Linked DNA regions of Homo sapiens: region 1 is linked to region 2. Evidence: read pairs that join two places in POLR2A ChIA-PET (ENCODE). Cell type or tissue: OCI-LY7. All regions are shown on one strand. Links, peaks and the distances in the headings refer to the core of each region. The heading gives the core; the rest is flanking DNA. Region 1 overlaps ASTN2 (astrotactin 2). Region 2 overlaps ASTN2 (astrotactin 2).

Region 1 (2,920 bases), core at 223-2,722, 53 kb before region 2:
ATTTTAACATTTCTGAAGTGGGAAGGTATCTTAGTTTTAATGATTTGACAGAGTTTATTTGGCAGTCTTTTTTTTTTCCTTGTTTCTTTCTTAGTGTTATGTAAACTGAGAGTGTTTCTTACCATTATTAGGGGTCTTAGACTAGATAAAATCTGCTATATAATTAATCCAGAGTTTCCCATGGAATTCCATTTTCTATTCACTTCTTTCTTTTCTTTTTCTAGAAACTCTAAATTTTCCCTTGAATAAAACCTGCAACCCAAGACCGCTCAGAGAACACCTCCTCTGATCTTCGTTTGGTTAATGTTGGGACAATCCTGAGGGTGTTGGTGAAAAAGATTCCCATGATATCAGTTAGAAGGGTTAATGCAGTTGAGTTCCTTAGGTGCTGGTTCTAGCCCTGATGATCCCAGGGTGGGGTTTTCACAGGTTTCTGCACTAGGAAAGCTGGGAAGGAACCTGTTCCTTTCTTGCCTTAGTAATAGGATACTTAGATTTATTCCTAACGTTGGTCCAAGTCTACCTGTTGTGCAGCTCCTTGAGCTATTCTTACCCTTAACTACTTTTCTCTCTCTCTCTTTTTTTTTTTTTTTTCTTGAGACAGAGTCTTGCTCTGTCACCCAGGCTGGAGCGCAATGGCACAATCTCAGTTCACCGCAACCACCTCCTCCCGGGTTCAAACAATTCTCCTGCCTCAGCCTTGCAGGTAGCTGGGATTACAGGCGCTCACCACCACACCCAGCTAATTTATTGTATTTTTAGTAGAGATGGGGTTTCGCCATGTTGACCAGGCTGGTCTTGAACTCCTGACCTCAGGTGATCCGCCAGTCTCAGCCCCCCAAAGTGCTGGGATTATAGGCATGAGCCATCGCACTTGGCCTATTCTTAATATTTTTAAGGATTTGATTCCTTCCTTATTTTCAAAAAGTTTCTAGGATATGTATTTTGATAATTCTGTTGATTCCACAAACCATTGAAGAATAAATTAATAAATAAGGAAAAAATACATGAGAAAAAGAAATACTTTGCTTTGAGAGTTTGTACACAATACCATTTGTCTGTCAGTCTCAATTTTCTCCTTCAAACAACAAACAGATAGGAAGAGGTCATTTGTAATTAACTGGAAGGAGCACAGGATTTGGAGTAAGAAGACCCAAGTCAAGGTTCTGGCTTTTCCAAAATGCTCATGTGACCTTGATTAGTGAGCTTAGATGTCCCAAGCCTCAGGATCCTCTGTGACAATGTTGGAATGAAAGTACCCATCTCACAATGTTGCTATGAGGATTAAATAAAACATGCTCTGAGCTAAACACATAGAAGGTTTTATGGTGCACTCTCTAAAATCCCATCTAGTTTTGGTATTCTCTATAATGTGATGGGTGTGTTAAGGGTAACACATCCATTGCCTTCAGCTAAAATGCCCGGTATGTATCTCTGCACTTATTTTATATTTTTCATTTTGGCACATGTATAAATAGAGTTTCATGTAGATCTTGGCTGGTTTCCTGTGAGCCTACACTCTTTAGAATTTCTGTAGGAAAATCTCCCAGATGACAGAATGTTCTAAAGAAGCTATATAATTATGTGTCATAGTACAAAAATAAAATTTAAAAAAAACCCAACAACTAAATAGACCTTAGCATAAACCTTCCTATGCCCTTAGGTGGCTCGGCGGGGGAGAACTGCTCCTGTTTCAAAACTCAGGGGATCATTTTCCTTTACAAGGATGGGAATTTTTTTCCCCCTGAATCTCTCCTGCAAGCCACAATCTTTTCCCACCCACAGGGAAAAGAAAAATCACTGTAAATCCACAGTTGTGATATGCTTAAAGTCGTACACACACACTCACATTCACACACACGTCTTGAGCTCCTAAGTTTTGATTCCCAGCACCACTATTGACTAGACATACCTCCATGGGCAAGTCACTCAACTTCTGTAAACCTCAATTTTCTCATCTGAAAGTGGAGACAATACCTCCCTGTGAGTGTCTCACATTTCCTATTGCTTCTGTAATGAATCACCACAAACTTAGTGTCCTAAAATAACACACTTTATTTTACAGTTCTCAAGGTCAATATTCTTAAAATCAAGACAGTGGCAGGGCTGCATTCCTTCTGGAGGCCTTAGGGGAAGATCTATTTCCTTGCCTTTTCCAACTGCTAGGGAGCATCTGCATTCATTGACTCATGGTCCGTTACTCTGCTCCCCTCTTATTCTCCTCTGCTTCTAAGTTGCATTTCCTCCTCTGACTAACACGCTTATCTCCCTCTTATGGGAAACATGTGATGACATTGAGATCACCCAAGTAATCCAGGATAATCTTTCCAGCTCAAAATTCTTTACTTAATCCCATCTTCAAAGTCTCCTTTGCCATGTCAGATAACCTCAGGTGTTCGGGATTAGGATGTGGGCATTTTGAGGAGGCCATTATTCTACCTATTACAGGTTATAAGGAGCAAACCAGGTCATATATACAAAAGCATTCCACTAAACTTTGGGATCCTGAATGTGGGACTGAGCTTTGCAAATACGTGTGTATGTACACACACACACTCAGAGACACACACACAAATAATGCATATATTTAACTTCTATATGATAATTCCACATGTAAAAATATATACAAATTATATGTATACCTTATTTCCAATGAATGCAACATAAGAAGTTCTCAAACATACACTGTGAAGCAGCAGAAAAACAAAAAAGGAATCAAAGAATGGCAACTATGTCAACTTTCAGAAATCTGGATCTAGATAGAGGCCAGCAACTAGGATATGAGAACCAATAGAAATAAATTTATACTTCCTGGGATATGTAAATGGGTTAATGGACTAAGTAACAACAACAATAACAATAATAAGCATAATAGCTGATGCATTACTTGAATACTATATGAGAGATACAGTTTCATCTT
Region 2 (2,920 bases), core at 127-2,626:
CTTCGCCAGCACCCACAGAGTGTTCTCTCCAATTCTTTCTGAATATTGCATAAGGGACAGGAATCCTCAACAGCTCCCTTGCTCTTCTTCATCCTGAATTCACTCCAATTCATTCTCCATATAGCAGCCAGAATGATCGTCTAACATGCAGGTCTCATTAGATCACTCCCCTGCTCAGAGCTCATCAGGGCCTCCTCATTGTGCCCAGGATAAAGTCTAACCTCTTTATCTTGGTGGACACAGTTCCAGATACCTGGACTCAAGCCCATCTCTCAAGTGTCTCCCGTCACTGTTCCCACCCCTTGTCTTACCTGCTATCACCCATTTCTACAGAGCTGCTTGTAGTTCCCTGAGTTCCCTGGGATTCCTCATGCCTACTTGACTTTGTACATGCTGTTCCCTCTACCTGGAATGCTCTTCTAGTTTCTCTGCCTAAAATACTCTGATTCATTCTTGATTGACATCAGGAGTCCGCCAACTCCTCCAGGAGTCTTCTTTGAACACCTCTTTCCGTGAAAGGCTGAGTGATCCTTCCTACTCTGCGCTCTTCTCTTGCAGAGAGCACCTTCAAGAGTAGGCCAGTTCCCATGTCTATTTCAACAGGATTGTGAGTACCTACCACACAGCAGGTACTTCATTAATAAGAATTTAATCATTAAGTGAATGAATGAGCTACTTTAAGACAACAGGACAAGGGATGTCTCATTTATCTGTGTTCTCTGAGAGCCTAGGTTCATGCCTGGGACACAATAGCAATCAGCAAATGTTTAGTGACTTGATGAGTGGAAGGGCAGAGGGATCGATGCAGGTGCAGGTGAATAAATTGAAGGTTGCTGGACAAAGTGACAACATGCACAACCACGAATGAACAGCAGATATGAGGGGTGGAGGACAGTTAGCTATTCCCCGTTGTACCATGCATGGGAGGCGCCAGCCAGAGCTGCCCATTTCCAGCTCCCAGCCATCCTTCCAGCATCTCAGCACATTTCCTCTTCCCTAAATCTGCAGAGAAGCTGCGTTTCCCCACCTCCGCGTCCTCCCCTCCTCCCCCAACCCTTGAGAGTAGGTTTGGTGTTCCTACAGATGTTTGTATTCTCTGCAGCTGATGAAAATATTCATTATCTTGTTAGCTGCGGCGGGGAAGGAAGTGCAGATTTGCATTTTCCCAGTTAATCAGGGTGGCACAAGTGGTGCCTGTCACCCAAGTCTGTTCCCTGCCACCCCCACTCCCTTCTGCAAGTGGTAGAGTCAAAGTGGGATTTCCCACACTGCAGATTCTACCTCTCTCCCCTCCCCCTTCCCCAGGCACAATCTAGAAGGAAAAAAAGGAACCAACAGCAGAGGCCCAGCCTGCACACACTACCAGGTTTGCTTCCCAAAGATATGCCTTAATGTGTCTGTTCCTCGCTCGGAATCCTCCCATTGTTCCCAAGTCACAGTCAGGTCTGAATTGCTCAGCCTGGCTTTCACGTCTAAGGTTAGGGTCTTACATCAGTGTTAAGCTTTGTATGTCAGAAAGTGTTTGTAAAATGATCAGTTCATTTGATTCTAGCAAGTGCCCTCAAAGATGGGTGTTATCATTACTTTGGTTTTGTGCAAGTGACTCACCCAATATTATGTGGCCACCAAGTGTTGGTGCCACAAATGCTGCCCCATACTTCTCTGTTCAAAAAATAGTCTTAACACTGAGACACTGATTTGGCTTAGTGGAGGCCTTTCTCCTGGGTGTGGCAAAAGCTGGCACTTTGAGGCTAGCCTGTGCATCCCAGCCCAGGGAAGTTTTGGCAGTCACCTGGGATGTTCTACCTGGAGAGGATGAAAGATCTGTGTCCATGGAGTATGTGCACATGTGCTTTGCAATGATAATAATGATATCTTATTTTTTTGGTAAGCTCCTAAACCCGTCCTGTTAGCCCTTCCCGTATTTACAGGGAAGCCTCAGGTCTGGCACTTCGTATCTTTTCTGACTGATAAAGAAACCAGGGTCCTGCAAGAGAAAGATCATATCTGACATTAAACGGATATTTAACTATCTGACCCAGGGTTTTTCAGTCATCCTCTCAGTCATTTCATAAATACGTGCTGAGCAGGTTTATGTGTCAGGTACTATTCTGGATGTTGGTAAAATAGCAGTTAGCAAGAGAGATTAAGGTCCTTGCCCTCATGGAAATAACATTCTGGGAAGAGATGGGGATGGGGCAGCAGCAGAGAGAAAATAAACATGTATTTCCAGTGGTTATAAGTGATATAAAGAAAAATAAAGAAGGATAAGGAATTGGAAAGTTTTGCTTTATACACAGTGATCACGTCAGGCTTCTTGGAGGAGGTGACAATTAAGCAGAGGCATGAATGAAGTAAAAGCGTCATCAGTATACAAGCAGAAAGAAATAGTATAGCAGACAGAGGGAATGTTATATTTCTCACTAGCCAAGTCAGTGACCCAGAAGAGAAGAGCATGGTTGTGAAAACAGGCACTGGTAGCAGCAAAACACAGGTTCTGATATTGTTATTGCTCCTTAGGAGCTGTATGACCACAGGCAAATCTCAGAGCCCTCATAGGTAAATTGCGAACAATCGGTTATGTATGTTTTGAGACTTAAGGTAGAAAATGTTTACAGCTCAGTGCCCCTCAATAAATTATTTGCTTTTACTCTATAGGGCTAAAGGTCTAGGAAATCATTTCTCACACATACTTTTCTTCTGAATGCTTCAGTCATCCATTTATCCAGCACAAACTGGGCCCATACCAAGTGGTAGAGTCTATGATAGATATTAAGAATGCCATGGGCCAACCATGGTGGCTCAGGCCTAGAATCTTAGCCCTCTGAGAGGCTGAAGTGGGGATGACAGCTAGAGCCCAGGGAGTTAGAGACCAGCCTGGGCAACATGTGGAGACCTTGTCTCTACAAAGGAATTAAAA

Evidence for each region. Peaks named below come from ENCODE experiments on the same cell type or tissue, not always from the same donor. Only the 100,000 strongest peaks of a DNase experiment are listed, where the experiment ranks them.
Region 1: POLR2A ChIA-PET joins it to region 2 with 5 read pairs; 2 of 35 experiments call an interaction of 5 or more read pairs at or near these places.

What each region holds. Positions count from the first base shown.
Region 1 is chr9:116,811,713-116,814,632 of GRCh38, reverse strand. The region is part of intron 12 of ASTN2 (astrotactin 2); the gene reads left to right. Among named protein-coding and RNA genes, the nearest start is that of TRIM32, 130 kb to the right of the region's middle. In OCI-LY7, for the core only: no CTCF peak of the experiment used is centred there; no DNase peak of the experiment used is centred there.
Region 2 is chr9:116,759,046-116,761,965 of GRCh38, reverse strand. The region is part of intron 13 of ASTN2 (astrotactin 2); the gene reads left to right. Among named protein-coding and RNA genes, the nearest start is that of TRIM32, 73 kb to the right of the region's middle. In OCI-LY7, for the core only: no CTCF peak of the experiment used is centred there; a DNase peak (open chromatin) is centred at 1,165; H3K4me3 peaks cover 1,233 bases; H3K27ac peaks cover 1,638 bases.